3 separate regions of the Mus musculus genome follow, and all the other regions are linked to region 2. The links are chromatin loops, found by intact Hi-C in ENCODE. Cell type or tissue: heart. All regions are shown on one strand. Links, peaks and the distances in the headings refer to the core of each region. The heading gives the core; the rest is flanking DNA.

Region 1 (7,012 bases), core at 859-5,858, 150 kb before region 2:
CTCCTTTCCAGTTACCTAGCAACAGTAAAGACCATAAAAAGGGCGGTTCAGCCCCTGTTTGCTCTCTCTCACTAGTCTCTCTTGCTTCTTACCCCTCACTCTCATGCCCTCTCTCCTCTCTGTCTTCTCTTCTCCTCTCTCCCTCTTACTCTCTTTCTCTCTAGCCCTCTCTCTCTCTCTCTCTCTCTCTCTCTCTCTCTCTCTCTCTCTCCCTTCTCTCCTTCTCCCTGCCTTTCTATAATAAAGCTCTAAAAGCATAGTCTTTGCTCATCAAGATCCCCTGCACTCACTCTCGCAGCTGTTGGGAACCTCATCCCTCTTTCCTATAACCCTGGTGGCTTTAGCAAAGTAGCTGCAGGGCTCCCCAGGTAGGGCTGCCCCTTGCCACCCCCTGAAGAGTGGGTCAGAGGCTTGAATGCACACCCATGGCTAAGTGGAAAGTGTATGGCAGCTCTCCCATGCCTGACAGACCAGAGAATAGGTAAAACGCTGGCAGGGTGTGGGTTCCCCTCCCCCTTCCCCAGGGCCTCCTTTTTAGTTCCCAACACTACCATAGTAAACAAAGCAGCTTGGCTTAGATTAGGAGATAGCTGGAGCTGGAGTTGGGGGACAGTGGAAAGCTGGTTACAGAGTGTCTGTGTGAGATGACAACTTACATTGCATGATGCACACAATTAATGCCACTTAAGTTACAAAGAAAATAGTGGAAGTAGCACATTTTATTATTTTAAAATAATAGGCAGGAAGGATAGAGATGTATCTATTTGAAAGAGAGCCTACCTCACATGAATGATGCCCTGGGTTTGATCTCCAGCACTATATAAATAGTATGATGTGTAACAAGTCCCTAAATCCCAGAACTTGGGAGATGACTGGTTATAAATTGATAATGGCATCTACCTTGTCAGCTATTATGTCTAGCTTTGTGTATTCTATGTATGCTTATGATTTATATTTATATTTGCATTTTTCACTGGGCTGTAAATTATGTATATTGAAAATCCATGCATGATACTATCTGAGCATGTATCAGTTCTTAAAACTGTTTATGTATTTGTGTACTAGGCACATATATGAGAGGTGGAAACTTCCAATCAGAAGTTCAAGGTCATCATTGGGTAAATAGCAAGTTTGAGGCTAGCATAGGCTACATGAGACCCTGTCTCAAGAGAAAAACAAGAGGATAGACAGAAATAAAGCTAAATAAATAATTCTATATCTGTATAATTATATGACTAGTTCCCAAGAAGTCTGACAGTCATTTCAGTCACTGCTGTTTTTAGAAGGTAAAGTTCAGGAAGAATTAGAGTCTTGTGTTTTCCTTTGACTTTGTCAGACCATATTAGTTGACCTTTGCCTGCTTGTGGGCACCTAGAGCTAACACACTCTTTGGCAATTGACATCCCAATGCCCTTTGCCATTCGTACATGGAATTAGCTCGGATCTTGCAAGTATTATTCTTCCTGATGGAGAGCTGGGTTTCTGAGCAGTCTGCCTTTTTTTTCCAGGTCTGATAGAAGTCTGGATCATCCTGTTGGAGCAGCTAACAGCAGCTGTGTCCAACTGTCCAAGGCAACACCAACCACCCACCTTAGATTTACTCTTTGAGCTGTTGAGAGATGTTACCAAAACACCTGGTAAATGTCTATATCTGTTTCTATTGGAGTTATATGCTGTTAGACATTTAACTATTTTCAAGAAGGTGTCTCTTTGGATATTTAACTGTTTTTCACTGTTAAGGCCAAGTTTCACTCACAGTAGATGCTCAGTAAATATGTGTTCGATGGCTACAATGATGTTTCATGGGTAAGATATATCCCTGAAATTTTTACCAAAGATGTGTTCGTTGGTGCTGTTGGAATCCCACATCAATCCATCTGTGCCATCAGTGCCTCCATAGGACAGCCGGCTTTGCCACTTGACATGATTGCAGCCTTCTTCCTCGGCCAGATCTTACAGCCTTCGCAGCCCCAGTGCTCTTAGGAGAGCTCAACTGACCCACCACTCATGCGCACATACCATACCAAGCAGCCTCTTGTCGTGGTGATTGGAATTGGAAAAGGATACCTACTGCCTAAGATGGTCTCCTGTGTAGGAAAGAGACCTTAGGAATGCATCTCTTGTTCACAGTTATTATTCATTTCAAAGTTTCCTCAGTCAAAGAAACTTTTTATAGAAATGTAAGGTGTTTTTATTGTTATTTTTTTCTTTTCTTTTTTTTTGTTGTTGGTTTTTTTTATTTTCTTTTTTTTATTAGGTATTTATTTCATTTACATTTCCAATGCTATCCCAAAAGTCCCCCACCTGCTCCCCCACCCGCTCCCCCACTCACCCACTCCCACTTCTTGGCCCTGGCATTCCCCTGCACTGAGGCAGATAAAGTTTGCATGATCAATGGGCCCCTCTTTCCACTGATGGAAAGACTAGGCCATCTTCTGCTACATATGCAGCTAGAGACACAAGCTCTGGGGGGGGAGGGGGTACTGGTTAGTTCATATTGTTGTTCTACCTATAGGGTTGCAGATCCCTTTAGCTCCTTGGGTACTTTCTCTAGCTCCCCCATTGGGGACCCTGTGATCCATCTAATAGCTAACTGTGAGCATCCACTTCTGTGTTTGCTAGGCCCCGGCATAGTCTCACAAGAGACAGCTATATCTGGGTCCTTTCAGCAAAATCTTGCTAATGTATGCAATGGTGTCAGCGTTTGGAGGCTGATTATGGGACTGTTATTTTATGGGTGCTTTGCCTGCATAAATAAATGTCTGTGTACCACATGCATACAGTACTTGGAGAGGCCAGCAGAGGGCATCAGATCCCCTGAAACTGGAGTCAGACAATTGGGAGCTACTGTAAGGGTGACTGAACTCTGAATCGAACTCTGATCCTCTGGACTAGGAAGGGTCAGTTAAGAGCAGCCAGACTTTGAATTTTAGTTTTTACTAACGGAATTAGAACCTTAATGAAGCTACTAACCAGTTCCACAGTGAGCTGTCTATTCATCATTGTGATGACTTGATTATTAACACCTGCTTAAAATTCATTGTAAAGTTTGTAGCTATTCTCATATGTTTAAAAATTAAAAGCATCCCACTAAACAAAGTTATGCACCATGACTTCTAAATATATCTCATTACTAAGCACCATTTTCAATGTTTATATGAATAGTGTTTAACGTAATAAATATATGTTTGTTAAAGTCTCTTAAATACTAAAGTTTTTTTAACACTAAGTGAAAAGCAGTTAATAAATATGAATAACATTATGACATTTTCAAGGAATTATTTTAAATGTAGAATCACCTATATGGAATTTATGTATTTAAAAATACACATTCATACATGTTCATTCAAGAAGTACCTTAAGGAAATATGTTAAAATGGAATTATATCTGTATGTAAGTGTTTTTTTTTTTTTTTCAATTTTTCGAGACAGGGTTTCTCTGTGTAGCCCTGGCTGTCCTAGAACTCACTCTGTGGACCAGGCTGGCCTCGAACTCAGAAATCTGCCTGCCTCTGCCTCCCAAGTGCTGGGATTAAAGGCATGCGCCACCACTGCCCGGTTGTATGTAAGTTTTGTTCCTCTATATTATGTAATGTTCATGTTATCTTTGATATCTTTTTCTTTTCTTGTTGGATCTTACTGTTTAGCCCACATTGGCCTGAAACTGGTAATCTGTCTTGACCCCCAAGTGCTAGGAGTATAAGCATGTGCCAGCCCACCCTATTTGTACCTTGCTTTTAAAATCAATTTTTAAAAATCTATTAGTGTTTCTTTAAAGAAGCACAAAGATAATCTTTATAGCATTGCCTACAGAATAAAAAGACGACTCACGTCTTAAATTTTCATCAGCACTGAAATTGATTAATAAAGTATACCTATATATAATGAAAATAGTGATCAGTGAAAATAAGGATTGTTTAAATTTTTTGATAATGTAAACTCTGTTTTCCATAGTTATCAAAGTAGTTTAAAGCTCTAAGCTAGTGTGGTGGGAAATGGGTGAAATCACAGTTGGCTCTGCCAGGGAAACACAAGTCCAAGAGTTCAAAGCCTATCTGGACAACAGAGTGAGACTCAGACTATTATAAATAAAACTATATACCTTGGTGTTCTGTGTAAGTATATATAATATATTTTGACATTCTTTCCTAAATGCACATATGTGTTTATATGTTTGACTATGAGAACTAAGAGATCAAGAGGCATTTTAACTTGGTAATATTTGAATTTTTTATGTCTATTCGTATACCTGCAGAGCTATAGTCATACAAAGAAGTAAAATGCCCATTATTGCCCCCAGTGAGTTGTCAATTCTCCCCACACTTTCTCAAGAATAGGAAAAAATTTTTGAAAGAGATCTTTGATACCAGCCATAGCAAGAAGCCCCCATCCCTTTTGGAATGGTAATTCTGACCCTCCTCTTTCCTTTTCAGGCCCTGGGTTTGGAATCTATGCAGTTGTTCACCTTCTCCTTCCTGTGATGTCTCTGTGGCTCCTCCGTAGCCACAAGGACCATTCCTACTGGGATGTGGCATCTGCTAACTTCAAGCACGCCATTGGTCTGTCCTGCGAGCTGGTGGTGGAACACATTCAAAGCTTTCTACACTCAGGTAGCTGCAGAGCCAGAGCCTGCCCTTGTAGGCATTGCTTCTCCAGGCTTCTCAAAGTGCTTCGTGAAACGCTGGTGCAAATGCCTTTGTTGAAGATACGATAACCTAATAGCAGGTCCAATGTAGCTAGGCATAAGAGGAAAGGCTTATTCAAATACACAGCTTTTTAAAATCCTCATAGCCAGAGTATGCAGAGGTGGTATATCTTGTTGTTTGTGCTTTTTCATCAAAAGAAAGCAAATAAAAGAAATAGAATTTAGAAAGGGCTGTGGTTACCAACTTGAAGTTACTTATCAGGACAGAGATAAGGGGAAGTTCCTTAGTGCCCTGTGGCACTTTGAAAAATATACATGTTAGTGGAGAGTTATGTTGAAAGTGGCAGATAGAGAAGGACAGGCAGGGCAGCAGCCTGGGGACCTGAGCAGGGACCTCTGTGAGAGTCAGACTTTGCTCTCGAGCTGGTTTGGGAGGTTTGGGAGGAAAAAGAAGCATAGCGTCAAAACAGAAGGGGAAAATACACAGAAGCAAGAGGCCTTCTTGCTAGAAAAGACAAAAGAGACCAAGCAGAATGTGGGCCCCAAGGAGTTTAAAGCAAGAATAGGAAATTGCGTCGATACTAAATTCAGTGAGGATAATTTGTCCTGCAGAATAAAGCTGCTGGTGGCGTGGGGAGGGATTTCCACAGCTGGTGGAGGAGAAAGGGATTTCCACACGAAGGCAGTGAGTGTGTCTCAGGGGGTTGGTATTTTTGAGCAAGCACTGAGGGGTGTGGAAGCAATGCCACTGAAAATTGCTTCTGTAGCCTCACAAGGACCCTAAGGAAAGCACACAGATACAGTCCTAGAGTGGACAATTAGATTGGCTTGGAGACCTCCGTTTCCTTTAGTCTACAAATGCTGTGCAAATGGAAGCCAGATAGACAGAGGTTCAGAAATCCCCAAGCTGAGACAGGACTGCTTTCTTGCCCAAGAGCACCTAAATATAATTCAGTTTTCATCACCAAGGAAAGTATATTTGAATTTTTCTTTTTAGATACATTTAGATGTCTCAGACTTTCTTCTTTTGCCAGAGATGGCCATTCCATTCTCCCCTGTTTCACTAGAGTTTTAAGAATCTACTCCTTCTTCCTGCAGACATCAGGTATGAGAGTATGATCAACACCATGCTGAAGGATCTCTTTGAGCTACTGGTAGTATGCGTGGCCAAGCCCACAGAAACCATCTCCAGGGTGGGCTGTTCCTGCATTAGGTGAGGAGAGGGTCCCTTGGCTCTTTACAAGGGTGGGGTTTTATCATAGAATCCCAAGAAGTTGTCTTTTATGGTAGTGACTCACTTTGTGGATTGCCTTTCAGAAATAATGTATAATTAATAGTTCCCCCTCTTTGGTGTTCAGTCAACATGTGCTTAGTGCTCGGGGGCAGAGGAGGAGGGTGAGAATTGAAGGTGGATGGAGCCTGAGATTTAGTGCCCACTGCCAGCTCCTAGTCACCAAGTAGATTGCTTCAATCTGTTCCCGAGTTCTATGTACCACTCTGGGAGGGGGGAGGGTTGTCTCAAGTCTTAGGGTCTTGCTCCAATACCCACTCCTAACAAGCTCCATTTTGGAGTCTAGAATATTGTTCCCATGTATGATGAGGACATAAAATTCTTCTTGTGAAAATGTTACTAAATAGTTCCACTCTCCCGTCTCTTTAATGTGAAGATATTGAGAACGATGATGTAACTGCCAGGTATGCATGTATAATCCCAGAACTCAGGAGGGCAATTAAAGAGACTTAGAGTTCTAAGTCACTCTAGGCTACTCAGTAAGGCCAGTTCTCAAAGAAAAATAGTAACAACTAACAGAGAATCACTGAGGGGTTTGTACATACCTACAGAGGGGTTAATTTTTAATACCCAGAAAGAACAAGAAGAGGTGTGGCAAACAGGATGGTAACAATGGTGACACTTGGTTCCAACTCCAAAGAGATTTTCTTCATTCTTTTTCTATTGCTACAATAAAAGCACCTTCTATAAGTTGACCAAGGCAACTCACAAAAGGAATCAATTAATTGGGCTCACAGTTCTAGAGGGTTAGAGTCCATGGTGGTAGAGCAAGGGCATGCCAGTAGGAACTGCTAAGAGCTCACATCTCAAACTGCAATCAGAAAGCTGAGAGTACACAGCACTTAGGATGGTCAAAAGCTTTTGAAACCTTAAAGCCATCCCTCCCCAAACAGCTACTAACTGGGGGCCATGTATTTAAAACAAAGACTTCCTGAAACATCTCATTTAAACCACCACAGTAAGTCTAGGCACTCTAGCTGGGAGAACAAGATAACAGGCACAAGTAGATAAGAATAAGATAAGAGTTTGGGTCTTGTTTTACATAGTTATGATTTGTAGAGGAGTGGTAATAAATA
Region 2 (7,012 bases), core at 844-5,843:
CACAGACAACGGTGAGCTAAGGCAGAAGACTTCATGAGAAAGTGCTTTGCGGGATGCTGTGGAACAAACCATGGAGTACCTCCCCCCTCCCCCATCCCGCTTTCTCTCCATTATCCCTTGGGGCTCTGATTAGCTTGTCATTTCTTCAGGCAATAAACATCTCCTGACCTTTGAATTCTGTTCAGCCTCTTTCAGTGACATTGTTTCATACAACTATGACTTGTCTTTGTTTAGTGGTCTGTTCAGTGACTGAATCTCCCAGGTACAAGTGATCTTGACCATTCCATAGAGGGTGCAGCTCACTGACTCTTCAGGGTATAGAGGAATGACATCATATCTAATACTCATAGGCATGCAACTAATATCATTCCATTAAATTAATAAGTTCCTACATGAAAAGAAACAAGGGGTTTCTTTTAAACACTTGCTAAGACCTCTTACAGAGGACCTTGGCTTGATTCTCAGCACCACATGACAGCTCACAACCTTCTGTGAGCCCAGTTCTAGAGGACTCAACACTATCTTCTAGCACCCATAGAAGGACTCTCTTCTAGTACCCAGGGGCCCTTTGCACACACAGTATACTTATGTACATGTAGGCAAGACACCCTTACAAATAAAATTTTTAAAAATCTTTAAAAAGGAAAAACACTTAAACATAACAGCTCTACAGGATTCATTCTTGTGACATTAAAAAAAAAATAACATTAAAGTGCCTGTGGGTTCTCAAATCAATAAAAAGCTTTTAACCCGAGAGAGAAAAGTCACTACAAGGAAATCATTCAATTCATTTGCAGTGTTGCAATGAATTAAAGCTTCATCCCACCACTGCCCTAGGCTCTGCAGATGCTAAGATGCAGACAAACTCTCAGAAACCCTCTTCTTGCCTTAACTGTCATGGCCACTTTTGCACCTTAACGGTCATGGCCACTTTTGGAGTGGAATATCCATTCCTCTGTCACATATATGTGCTATCATGATTCTCTTCTGTCCCACTATGAAGACTGTGCTTCTGGGAGACAGGAACTACACCTGTGCTGGCTTTGGAAATTCTTCTTAAACAATCAAATTGAATGATATGAGTGTGGGGTGGTGAGCTGTGCACAGACAGCCTGGTCCCCAGTGACTCGGTAGGTGGTGACTTCCAGCAGGGGTTTGGCCACATGCCCTAGGCCCTGGGCCCCTGGCTCCTGTTGCAGCTACAGTCTCTACTTCTCTACTCTTCTCCCTCTCTCTGCCTTTCTACTATAAACATCTTAAAGCCATGGACTGCCTCTTCTTATCAGGCTGGTAGGGCATTCAGCTGGAGCAATGGATACAGGCCTTCCCCTAACTAGTCATGCGTCTAACCTTCCGCCCAGGAGGCTTCCCCGTGCTTCAGCTAGGACACTGCCAGCCAACCCAAGCCAAGCTGACCTAGCAGGTCTAGGACTCTCCTCCCCATGGGAACCCAGCTGGAGCTCCCTTCTTCTGTCCTTTTCCCTTCAGCCGCAGGCCAGAGCCTGCCCGAGGGTCCACCTGCTCCATTCTCAGCTCTTCCTAGACATCCAGCAGCGTCTGCAGTGTCCAAGACTGAGAACCTGACGTCCCTGGCCTCAGTTCGGCCCAGACAGGGTCCTGTGGTTTCTCACATCCCAGTGCCCACCTGGCAGCGCAGCGGGGGTGCATGCAATCAAACCTACCTTGCTGAGCCCTGGGTAGGACTCAAGACTCTATTTTTAACCCACAATGAGTAATCTATTCCTTAGCCTGGAAGAGTCCCATCTGCTAGAAGATGACAAATAAAATAAAGTGGTAAATAGGCATAAATTACAGAATGCATGCCTGGAGTGGTAGTCATACAGAAGAAGTAAGATCAAGGCAAACTTGATGGAACAGGTGGCCCATGAGCTAGACTCTGACGAGGGAGTTTACTAGAAGGAGCATCTATACAAAACAGGGGCACAGGCATAAAGAAGACATCATGTGGCTGGCTAGTTGGGAATATGGAGATATGAATACACAATGGTGCACAGTCCCTGTCACAACTCCTCTCCCAGTCCCAGGCACACTGCTTTTCACAGATGCTCTTGCACATATGTATCAGTGCTGAGTCTAATATTCGAAAAGTAGGGTGCTCATTGCCAACTGGATGATTTCTACTGACAACTCTGACTGTTGAAGTAACTGAAGTACCTGTGCCCAGCCTCGGACTTCCTGGAGGATGGAAGCGTGTGGCACTCATTTGGCTGGTAGGGCATTCAGCTGAAGCAATGTGATCATGGGTTCAAAAACTGGTCGCTGGCTTTGCCAGGAGTGAGGGCCAGTTCCCTGGGTCAGCCTGTTCCTGAAAGCTAGGCTTGGGCCTGATTCCCCAGCCTCTTCTGTTCATCCTCTGAGTTCCACAGACCCAGGTACCACGCCCTTCAGCTTATAACTCAGTCTGCATCTGAACCTGGTTACACCACCTGGTGCCAGCGGGGTGACAGCGTGGGGCTTGCAGAATGTCTTGAGAGAGATCATGAACAGAGGTGAGGTACTCTGCCTGCTAGGCTTCACTTGGCTAGAAAGAGTTGAACACAGGGGTTTTTGTATAAGATAGAAATCTATGTACTGGAAAAAAAAAATTACAGGCCTGGGGATATAGCTCCATTGTCTTGCATTCATGGAGCCCAGACTAGATCCCCAGGACTGCATAAGCCAAGAGTCACTTCCTGCCTGTTGTCCCAGCCCTTGGGAGATAAAGGTAGGAGGAACCTTAGTTCAAGGCCAGCCTGGGCTACACAGATATCCTATCTCAAAGAGGGGAGGAGAGCTGGCAAGATGACTCGTTGGCTAGAGGCACTTGCCAGGCAAGGCTTACAACCCAAGTTCAGTCCTCAGAAACCATGAAAAGGTGAAAGGAGAGAACCAACCGCCTAGAGTTGTCCTCTGACCCCACGAACCCCTCCCCCAATCCCACCTCACTCACACACACACACACACACACACACACACTTTTTAACAAAAGGTTTCAGGTATGGGTGAAAATAACTTAGAAAAACAACTGAACAATTGTAAACTAACGTTGACGAAAAAGAAATAGAGTAAAATGATTCCCTTTTGGGATGGGGGGTCATAGAAACTACATTCATGACCAAAGTCACTGCCATAAAGGGTTTCTCTGTGATCATTTTTAAAATGCTCATTTCCCATCAACCTTAATCATATACAATTACGAAGTATTAACAAGTTTTCCAATAAAGAACACACACATAAATCAAAGCAGTGTCTTTATTCTGGGAAAAAATATCAGATCATTGAACCAAAACAGACAGACTTTTAAAAGTAGTTATGAAGGCAAAGCCAGAGCACATACAGGCAGACAACAGAGTCCACTCTGATGATATTGAGAGGGAAAAATACAAGATGAACACATGTGCATGCGTGCACGTACACACACTATAAAGAATATTCGCTGTCTTGCCAAATCTCTGGACAGACAAGGAATTTACCTTCTATCCTGCCAGGACTGCTATGGCAAAATGCAGCTGCTGCCACCTGCTGGTCAGCACTGATGGCACACAAGTCTGACTACCACTTCCAGACTGGCAGACCAGGGCTGTTCCAGTTGCCAGTAGATACAAACAAACTGCTATGTTACTGCTTAACACACCATCAATTCAGAATGCGAGCCTGCTGGAAGAGCCTTGCTTGCAAACCTCATATATGAATGCAGGGAAGCCTGGAAGGCAGGCCAGCCTGGTAGGATAGGAAATGTAAAGCTGTGACAGTCCCCACTGCAGGCCAAGGGGGGACTATTGCCATGCTCCCAAATGCTTGGAGGTGGAGATGCCCCATCCATCAAGTTGGATGTAAACCCAGTAGCAGCTATTTACACTGAACTTCCTGGATCAGAAGCTAAGCAAATTAGAGCAAACTTTTGCTCAAATTCCATCAACGGCCCAACAAGTATGGACCCAGCTGTGTTCACCACCCCAAACACTAAGAGTATCAACTCAATAAGGTCCGGGTATCTTCTGGTGGATGGCATTTCTAGAGAACTGAAAAGCGAACCACAAGATCAACTTTAAAGGTGTTCTCCAAACTCATCCATATGTTAAAAAGGCAACAAAGTAAAAGATACAAATTTCATAGTAACTTCTGTACCCTACAGCGTCAACTTCTGCAGCCACCCTACTTATCTAAAGCTGAAGGCAACTAACACACACTACAGTGTTGGCTCTTGACCCTCTCTCTACTCCTGTGTGTGTGCTTATGGAAAGGGGACGGGCAACCAAGCACTGGCACAGGAGAGAGAGACAGAGACAGAGACAGAGAGACAGAGAGAGAGAGAGAGAGAGAGAGAGAGAGAGAGAGAGAGAGAGAGAGTTTTCTTCCCCCACATCATTTTCTTATCCCTTCCAACAAATCCTTCCCCAGTCTGTCTCCTGCTTTGCTGTCTTTGGTTTTGGTTGCTCACATCATCATCAGGGTTGGTGGTTATTTGGCTTCATAGCCTCCTCACTAAGGAATCTCTCTCCCCCCTCCACATGCAACCTTCTACTATCTATAGCTCCTCTGGAGGGGTGGAGCCTAATGGGAAGACCCTTCACTGACAGAGTAACTCTAACAGTCATAGATCCAAAAATACTAAGAAAGGAAAACACTCCATGGCTAAGTATCTATTAAGTGAACATATTTTTTTCAGAGTACCTCAGCATAATAAAGTCTCTCCAAGGAAGGCTGAAAATTGCTTTACCATATATGAAGCAACAGTATCAACAGCAACAGTATTTTTTCCAAAGCTTAATTTTTTGTTTTGTTTTGTTTTGTTTTGTTTTGTTTTGTTTTGTTTTTCGAGACAAGGTTTCTCTGTGTAGCCCTGGCTATCCTGGAACTCACTCTGTAGACCAGGCTGGCCTGGAACTCAGAAATCCCCCTGCCTCTGCCTCCCGAGTGCTGAGATTAAAGGCGTGCACCACCACGCCCTGCTCCAAAGCATAATTTGCTGGTAACTTAATACAAAGTGAATCTTGTAAAGGAAAAAAAAAATCTGCAGTACAGTTTTTCATTGGATAAGGGAAGGACTTGTTTGTTTCTTTAAATTTTATTATTAAGTTAGACATAGTGGTATATCCATAGTCCCAACACTCAGAAGGATCAGAACATCGGGCCAGCCTGGGCTACAAAGCATACTACAGAGGCCAGCCTGAACAACACCCACCCCCTTCAGCCCCACCACTTCCATCACAAAAACCAAGTCAAAGCCCAAGTTAGTGTTGGAGGTTGACTCCTGCAGAATGCTGCCCTAGCATGGCCCTGTTAGATGCTCAGCACCACAAAGGAAAACAACCAAATGGCAAAACAAACACAATTTTTACATGTGTCATCACTCAAAAATATTGATTTTCTCGTAAACATCCAAATATCATAATGAAACATTAAATATTCATACTTTTTTTTTTAATCAGAGAAATATCATCTTGGATGAAGAGAGTGATTTGCAGCCACCCCAGTTCCTGAAGGCTAGAAAGACGCATTTGCACAACACAGACTCACCCAGAGCTCAGCAGGGGAGCTCAGAGATGAGGGCTGGGGAGTCAGCAGTGTCTACTAATAAACACAGGGTCTGCAGGCCCAGCCAAGCCGGTTGCACTTTAAGGCCCTTTAACCAGTGAGGGGCTCTAGCAAGGAGTTAAAAGAACCAGAACAAGTGCCAGGACAGCCAGAGATATACAGAGAAACCCTGTCTCGGGGGGGGGGGGGGGGGGGGGGGGGGGACAAAAACAAAACAAAAGAAAACAAAACAAACAAACAAAGAAGCAGAATGTTTGCAATGATGGTCCTTTGAGGCCCCTCTGTTTTACACTAACGTGCAGAGGATTAGCAAAGGTTTGCTTTACTGCCCTATTATCTATTAATTACTATTATTATTTGAAAAGCTGGGAATCATACCCAGGGCTTTTGGATGCTAGGCAAGTGTTCTCCCACTGAGCTCCACCCCAGCCCTGACACATTCTCTTAAAAGGAAACAAAACAGCAACAACAAACACTTCCAAAGCCACCCTTTTAAAAAGTCGGCAGGAAAACCAGCCAACCAAAATTTTTCTTATTACCTTTTCATTTTTTTTTTCACACTTCATTTTCCCAGGTCCTTAGATGTTTTCTGGAACATGGGGGACACTCTAAGTGTTTTTATCATAAACCTGGACATTCAGTGTAATTACTACCCCAGATTCTGTTATCTTCTACATTAACGATAAAGTATCATGGCAATCACATAACAGAGCTGCTCAATAGCTTACTTTAAGCGAAGAAAATAAATGAAATGGTAGTCTATAGAATCTTGGCATACAAAGAACAATGAATAAACCAGCAATACCCTTAAGAACTAATCAATAAACTTCCAGTTAGAGACAGCTTTCTGAAAGCCAGGGCTGCAGACAGGTTTAATCCCAGCGCTGCATTTTGAAGACCTTGAGTCAGTCATCTGATCTCTCTGGGCTGGGAAACATGACATTCTGAAACCTGCTTTCCAAGGTCATATTTTATCTGTCCTGCCTGTGTCTTAGGTCTGGTGAACGGAGGCCACTTGCACTTCTCAAGCAATTGCATGAACTTTTCCTTGACCACGGTGTATGGAGAAGTTCACATATGGATGGAGTAAGAAGCTATTGCCATAAATCCAACAAGAGATGGGCTGCTGAAAATGGGACAAATGGGCAGATCTCAGGGAGATGCAGAGGAAGCTATAACTGCCCACTAAGAGCAAGACAGACAACTCATGAGCAGACTCAGTGGTGGAAGTGACTAGGTGGGAGACTGTTGTCACAGGACGGGGAAGAAATCAAAACAGCTAGACAGGCAAGGCGAAGACTCCCATGAGCACAGCAGTCTGCGCCCGTAAGACAGGCCACAGAGATACAGAAAACTGACACCTGCCACGAGTTCCCAGAGAAACATCAGGTGTGACAGAAATCCCTAAACCCAGGCTTGGGCATGCTAAAAAGAACAGGTTAAAAATTAGGGAGACCAGATTGTAGACTTCTTT
Region 3 (7,012 bases), core at 1,083-6,082, 75 kb before region 2:
GTTCTATACTTAGAACCAGCCCACTAACGGCTTCCAGTCTCTTCGTGAACTTACACATTCCCACACCCGTAATGCGCTGAAACCACTTATCACCCTGGTCTAGTGGACTCCATTACCCTACCTGAACTCTGACCTTTTCTCCTATTTCTATACGTAACGTTAGTGTGTGTATTTGTTAGAATGAAGTACTCAAAATTCACACATATACACACACCCAGCATTTTGGGAAAAACAAAACAAAACAACAAAAGCAAACCATCTTCCCCAGGAAGCACTTTCAGAAGTTGAAGCTTCTACTTGCTTTTAAGCCACACGGCGAGTGAGTCCTAAGAGACCCGAAAGGCCGAGACCTCCCCAACACCAATGCTGAGTGGGGTCCCCACAAGCCAGGAAAAGGCCACAGAGACTTCCTAGAGTGATGCACAGCTCACCTTCCTGCCTCACTCATGAGAGGCAGGCTCTGATACTAACTCTTCTGTTCCGTACCCCCACACTGCTCCGAGGGACCGTTGCCCTCAGCCCTTCCTATCCCATCCACAGAGGCAGGCTCCTCGCTACAGAGGAGGCTGGCCTGGTCCATCTCCTGACCCGTCAGTCTGTCCAGAGAGCACACCCTGGTAGCATCCAGGGCCCTGCGTGCTTTGTTGTCCGCTGGCTCAGCAGGTTCTCCCTCTCCCTCGGAGATGACGGTCATGGGGCTGCTCTGGATGCGGTTCCGCATGCTGTACCTGCTGCTGGCCGCAGAGGGTGGCGTCCTGCTGCGGCTGTACCGAGGGCCCGAAAAGGACAGACTCCGAGGCATCAGGCCTTCGTTCTTGGCCCACTCTTCCTGAGCTCTCCTGTTCTTGTTGGGGGAGCAGCTGGATGGGCTGTCCGGGCTGTCTGCCGAAGGCTCCGACCTAGATCTCTGGAAGCGAGGGTCCGTAGACTTGAGCATCTCAGCCGCTGACATGCGAGCGCTGGTGTCCGAGCGACTCCCCTTCTTTAGCAGCAGAGCTTTGAAGTTGTCACTGCTGGTAGTGCTCTTTTTTATGCTTCTCTGGATAGACCCTACTTGCTTTGGAGAGGCCAGGTTAGGGGCAGCACTCGTGGGTGTCACAGGCGGGGAGGGAGAGTGATTTCGAGTGTGATCGTCTTCTGAGTCTTTCCGGCCAAGGACTTTCCTTTTAGATCTGAAATAAAACAAAATTAAAATAACAGTCAGTCCTTGGCAACCTTGCTGTCATCTTCCTGTGACCACTTCCTGAACACACACACACACACACACACACACACACACCATCATTAAAGACGAGCCCAAGAGCTTCTCTGATATTATTTACTTCTAAAGACAGAGCACTAGATTCCCCATGACAGCAGAATGTGGCCAAAAGTATTTTTCTTCAACTGTCCTACTCAAAGTTCAACAAGAGAAATGAATGACTACCTTCCAGAGCAACTCTGCTCCTCTCGGTCTTTTAGGTATTTCAGCCAAGGACCACAAGCCTGTGGTAAAATGTTTTGATTGTGCTCAGGCACAAAAAGGCACAGCGATGCTCTGTAACATTTAGGGCATTTAATTGTAGATATAGAACTAAAAGAGGGGGTTGAAGAGATAGCTCAGTAGTTAAGAGCACCAACTGCTCTTCTGAAGGTCCTGAGTTCAAATCCCAGCAACTACATGGTGGCTCACAACCATCCATAACGAGATCAGACACTCTCTTCTGGATTTTCTGAAGACAGCTACAGTGTACTTACATATAATAAATTAATAAATCTTAAAAAAAAAGAACTAAAAGAAATGGCAAGTTAAAAAAACATACACACAAAACAAAAGGAAAACAAAACTGGTATTCTCAGGGGGCAGTTGCTGCTTACAAAATAAACTAAATTTGAACTTCTGATATCTCTGCATGTAGTCTCTCTCTCTCTCTCTCTGTGTATGTGTGTGTGTTTCTAAAGATGGCATTTAAATAGTTAACAATGGCTTAAAGTCTAATCACTTCAATAAATATAAAAATTTCACACCTCAACTGGTGTTCTACACTTTCCATCTGGCTTTAAATCTGAAGAGAATTAATTTGCATTATTTTAGAACTCCGAAAGCTACGCTTCAGTTTGGATCGTCTGTATTTTACATCACGAGTGCCAGTGCTGCAGGTAAGGATCCAGAATTCAGATGGACTCTGATTACATCTGCTAAGTCAGTATTGATGCCACAACAGAAATTAGCATGTATCTGAGCTTTTTCTTTTCAATCCATTCCTAAGGCTACTTGGCCTCTAATTTTCCCATGTGTACAGAGAGTAATAGACTGAATGATTTCTGTATCTGTAAGAGATGGCATTGTCTCTCTAGCAGAAACCACACATTCTTTAATGCCTTCTGAAGGTTGCCAAAATAAAATATAGAAGAGCCCTTTGGTGTATTTTTAGACAAAAATTTGCAGTAACCATGGCTTTGCAACAGTTGGGTTCCCTTACAACAGAGTATTTAGTACACACAGCAACTTGGCAACACACTTCTCTGTGGCTTGTGATTATAAATACAGATTCCTGTATATTTAGAAACTTGGTGCATTCCATGCTAAATGAAAGACATTAAAGTCTCAAAAGAATTTCAGGACAGTTAAGTTCCAATTAGTTTCATTTAATTCAGAAACTATTTATTGAGTGTTTATAATGTGTCCAGCACAGCTACAGTTAGGAACATCGGTGTAAATCTCTACAATGTGACTTTATTTGCTTGTTTTCAAAAGACCCATTTCTCACTTCCTTGTTTTAAGAAAGAACCAGATAGCTAGCTCTCTTTTTCTTTTTTTAAAGATATTTATTTATCTATCTATCTATCGATCTGTCTATTTATTTATCTTATATGAGTGCACTGTAGCTGTCTTTAGACACACCAGAAGAGGGCATCAGATCCCTCTGTTGTGAGACACCACGTGGTTGCTGGGAATTGAACTCAGAACCTCTGGAAGAGCAGTCAGTGCTCCTAACCACTGAGCCATCTCTCCAGCCCCACTCTTTCTGTTTCTAATGAGATCAAAGAAACCAGTGAGGCAACAGGTTTGGACTTTTGGGCCTTTTAGACCAATACTGCAGGCAACAGGTCAAACAAAGCCAAGAGGAGAGAAACCTGCACACCATTGTCTGTCAACTCAATGTCTAACGCCCATTCCAGCGTGGTTTGCCCCACATTAGATGTTCCTGTGTTGCACATAGTTAGGTGAGGATGGGGGTTTCTTCTACCACACTCAACGGCCTTTTCACTTAAACTCAGACGCACCAGAATTTGAGAGCTGGCTAACATGGATTACTTATTCAGGGAATCCAATGATTTATAGAGTACGTGGTCTCAGAAGGGAAATGAAGGACAGTCACTTGAGTCAAAACAAAGTCTTAATGGCAGAGAAATATTCGCAGGCGTTATCTGAAAGCCTGGTAGTAAGGATTTGTAAGCAGCTAGGGGTTCCCTTACACAACACTGGTTCTTAAAGTACTTGCACACATCTGAATCTTATCATTTTCTACTATATTGCCTCTGTGGGGTAGGGGTGCACTCATCTGGATACGGCCAAGCAATGTAATAAGCAAAGCTGAATTACTAAATCAGTTAAACTCTAAGGTAATCAACCATCAGTTGTTACCAGGTAACAAGCAGTTCCCTTTGACAAAGTAACTGGTCTTTTTAAAGCCAGCAGATGGCGCTAGAGGTATACAGCAACAAATTTAAAGATTTTTCCCCTACCCCACCCCACCCCCGCTTTTTTTTTTCCTCCTGCCAAAGAAAAATTATTCCTTGGGAGACACTGGATGGCTCAGCCTTGCATCCTTACCAGCAAAGCTCTGGGATATAGAAGTAGTGGGTGAAAAGACGGTTAGAGCCAGACGCCAGAGGTGGTAGCCAACTTCAGGGGAAATAGCATTTTCCTGGACATGGTGGGATAGACATAGGAATGAACGCACAGCCTATAAAAGACCTGAATAAGCGCAAGCTAGATAAAATCCCAGCAGAAAGGAGCAAAGTGAGGGCAGAGTCCCAGCCCTCAGCAAGAAGCTACTCACAAATGATAACTACTGGGAGAGGAAAAGTCAGTTTTTTTCAAGGGAGTGCTACTGGGTATTTCAAATCACTTTCCAGGGAAGCAGCTAGGTGAGCCGGCCAACACAGATTGTATTCCATGGTTTCTAGTGGCTTTTAATTTTCATTTGAGAGAGAGAGACAGAGAGAGACAGAGAGACAGAGAGAGAGAGAGCGCAAGCATAAAGTTGGATAGGAGTAGATCTGAGAAGAGTCGGGGGACAAGAAACAGAAAGGAAACAAAGTCTTGAAGGAGGCAACAAAAAGCACTATGAAATCATGGCTTTTCTAAACAGACAACAAAAAAGTAACAATAAATAAATCAACTGAAGCACCCTTAGGAAGGTGGCTCTGTAGAGCTAGTCTATGTACAGTAAGTCACAGAACTCAGCATTCCTCACCCCAGACCGGTTCCAAATCTTGTAAACACTCAGTCACATGACTGGCACACTAGGTGCCTTGCCAGCCACAGCTGCGTCTACCAGAAGGTATCACATTCTGCCCTCGATGTCAGCACAGAATCAATGGAACAAAGTAAAACAGAAATCAAACTTTAAAAAGTAATTAATGTATAAGAACGACACTTTAAACTGAGTACTGTTAAACGAACCGTGGCTAGCCAACAGACAAAACCTCATGCAAACAGAGGAGCCCGTCCAGAAAGAAGAAATTATAAAGTATATTAAAATATGACAAAAGTTTGGGATACCTGTGAATGGCTGCAAACAGGTCTTCTGTTGTCCTGGGTTTAGTCGGAGTCAGCACCTCATCGCTTCCCTCTTCCTTAGATACATCCACGGGGTCTGAAGAGGAAGCAGCTGTGTTGGGTTCCAGCAAGCCAGCTAGAGAGAAGAAAGGCAGGCAAACATTAGACGCTGTGACTAGCACTTCAGTCCCTTGCCCGGCTCTGAAATATGCCACTTTGCTGCCATTTCCGACAGTGTGAGAACCATGGCGAAGCCCCGTGGCTCTGTAGTTTGAGTTCTTCCTGAGGTAGAAATGATACTCGCTAGCCTGACAGCCAGGGCTATTTCCTGCTACAGACTTTGGACTAAATTGCTCTTAAATTTGTTTAAGAGCGTTTCTCCTGCTACTGAATACCCAGCCTGCCTCAGACCTCCCAGCACCTCCACCCCCACCCCTCTCTTTCCCTCTCTTCTCTTAGTTTTTAAAATGCTCACAAAGCAGCTTGGGTAATGAGGTGTAAGAAGCCCACACACTGCCGGCTTTTGCCGAAGTCTAGGCTGCTTCACCTGGTTGCAAAAGAGCTCAGTAGCCCTATTTGGCTCATCTCCAGAAGATCAGAAGAGTGCAGTAGAAAGCAGCCGGCCTTACCTTCTCTGCCCTGTTGAGACAGGCAGCTCTTCGCATTTCTCTCACCATCCACACTGTTCTCGCCTGACTCTTCCTGTGTGGGGCCCGGTGATGTATTAGGTTGGACCATGGGGACATTGGCTTCCACAATGCTAGAGGATAAGGACCCTGCAGTTCCCGGTTCTAGAGCCGGACTGCCGGGGGTGGGGGCCGTAGCATGAGAGCCAGCTCGGGATGCTGGGCTGGATTTCTCCTCTTGGCTCCGCACAGCTTCCCCCTCTGCCCTGGTAGGGCTGGGCACGCCTGGGAAAGCTTCGCTCCCGTTCTCTGTGGGCTCCGCTGTGAAATCTCTCTGCGGAGGTGGTACCACCAGGAACAGTTTGGGCTTCTTAGAGATGGGGGGTGGCTTCCTGCTGGGTGAAGAGTCTGGGAGCAGAGTGGTCCTGAGGCTGGGACCCGGGCCTGGAGCTCCATCGCTGCAGCTCGGAAGGCCGCCACGCTCTACTGCACTGTCATGGTCACCCTGACTCTGGCTCTTGGCAGGCATCGGAAGCGAGCTCGTCACAGAGGCAGCCTGGCTTTCACTCTCCATTTCATTTATGCTATTTCGGGATTTGAGGAAAGCAGATGGCTTTAAGTGATACTGTGGAGCAGTCGGAGTTCGTTGTTCCTGAGCTGATGGTTCAGAAAACAGGACTGCCCCGGCACCTGAGTTCTTCCTCACTGGCCTCAACTGCACCATCTGCAAAGCTTCTGTGGTGATCAGGGGCATGGGGGGTCGGCAGCCCTCCTCCTTGTTGGCAGGCCGCCTGAGGGCCTCCCTAGAGGATTCGGACTGGCTAGAGTTTTTGAAAAAGGGCCTGTTTTCTTTCATGAGTTTGGGGTCCAGAGGCGGAGCGGGCGGGGGTTCTGATGAGGGCAAGAAAGGTGGAGGTGCTGGCACAGGAGGCAAGGATCTTGGAAGAGAGGGGCTAACTGCTGTGGGAGAAGGAGAAAGGCACCCGTCGGTGGGGGAGCAGAAGGGAACAAGGGCTTCTGGTGGTGGAGGGGGGAACATGGGAGAGGGCGGCAGAGGAGAGCCCTCGGAGCAATCTGCTAGAGGAGGAGGTGGTGGAAGAAAAGGGGACTTGTCTGCCAGACACGGAGAAGGCAGAGGGGGAAGAGGAGGAGGGGGAGGGGCAAGGGCCGAGGCCAGGGTTGTATCCAGTTTCTTCATGGTCCCACTTCCTTCGGTAGAAGTATTAGAAGAGAGAGAAGTGGACGATGATGAGATGGACATAGAAGAGATCAGAGACGATTTTCTTTCTGGTACCTTGGGCTTGGCCTTCCCCTTTCCATTTGCTGGTGACATTGATTTTAAAAACACAGGCACAGGGGTGAGTGCTGTGGGTGTATTCGACTGGCTAGAATACCCACTGGATGGAGAGGTGACTCTCTGTGACTTCTCTGGTGAGGCGATCTTTGGTCTAACTGAGCAGCCCGGCACTTGGGGCACTGGGACTCTCGACCCCTCCTGGATGTGGCGTACTGGCCCGTTTCCAGTTGCTGCCTCAGTGTTGGCTGAGCAGCCCCCGGTGGGGTTCCCTGGATCTTCCTGCAAGCTCGTGTAGTCAATGTAGTAACCCCAAGGGTCCGT

Evidence for each region. Peaks named below come from ENCODE experiments on the same cell type or tissue, not always from the same donor. Only the 100,000 strongest peaks of a DNase experiment are listed, where the experiment ranks them.
Region 1: a loop joins it to region 2, with 12 times the contacts of the local background. A loop is called at or near these places in 6 of 42 quality-filtered maps.
Region 3: it touches region 2 in a loop (6-fold over the local background); 27 of 42 quality-filtered maps call a loop at or near these places.

What each region holds. Positions count from the first base shown.
Region 1 is chr10:18,598,032-18,605,043 of GRCm38, reverse strand. Arfgef3 (ARFGEF family member 3) reads left to right here. Exons shown (of 34, transcript NM_001033258.4): 27 at 1,509-1,637; 28 at 4,434-4,610; 29 at 5,744-5,858. Among named protein-coding and RNA genes, the nearest start is that of Hebp2, 55 kb to the right of the region's middle. In heart, for the core only: a CTCF peak has its summit at 2,802 (motif pointing right); no DNase peak of the experiment used is centred there.
Region 2 is chr10:18,450,090-18,457,101 of GRCm38, reverse strand. All of the region lies in intron 1 of Nhsl1 (NHS-like 1), which reads right to left. Among named protein-coding and RNA genes, the nearest start is that of Nhsl1, 46 kb to the right of the region's middle. In heart, for the core only: no CTCF peak of the experiment used is centred there; DNase peaks (open chromatin) are centred at 1,371 and 3,561; H3K27ac peaks cover 2,585 bases.
Region 3 is chr10:18,525,428-18,532,439 of GRCm38, reverse strand. Nhsl1 (NHS-like 1) reads right to left here. Exons shown (of 7, transcript NM_173390.3): 5 at 5,398-7,012; 6 at 4,772-4,904; 7 at 1-1,172. The coding sequence ends at 467. Among named protein-coding and RNA genes, the nearest start is that of Hebp2, 17 kb to the left of the region's middle. In heart, for the core only: CTCF peaks have their summits at 2,859 (motif pointing right) and 3,663 (motif pointing right); a DNase peak (open chromatin) is centred at 5,909.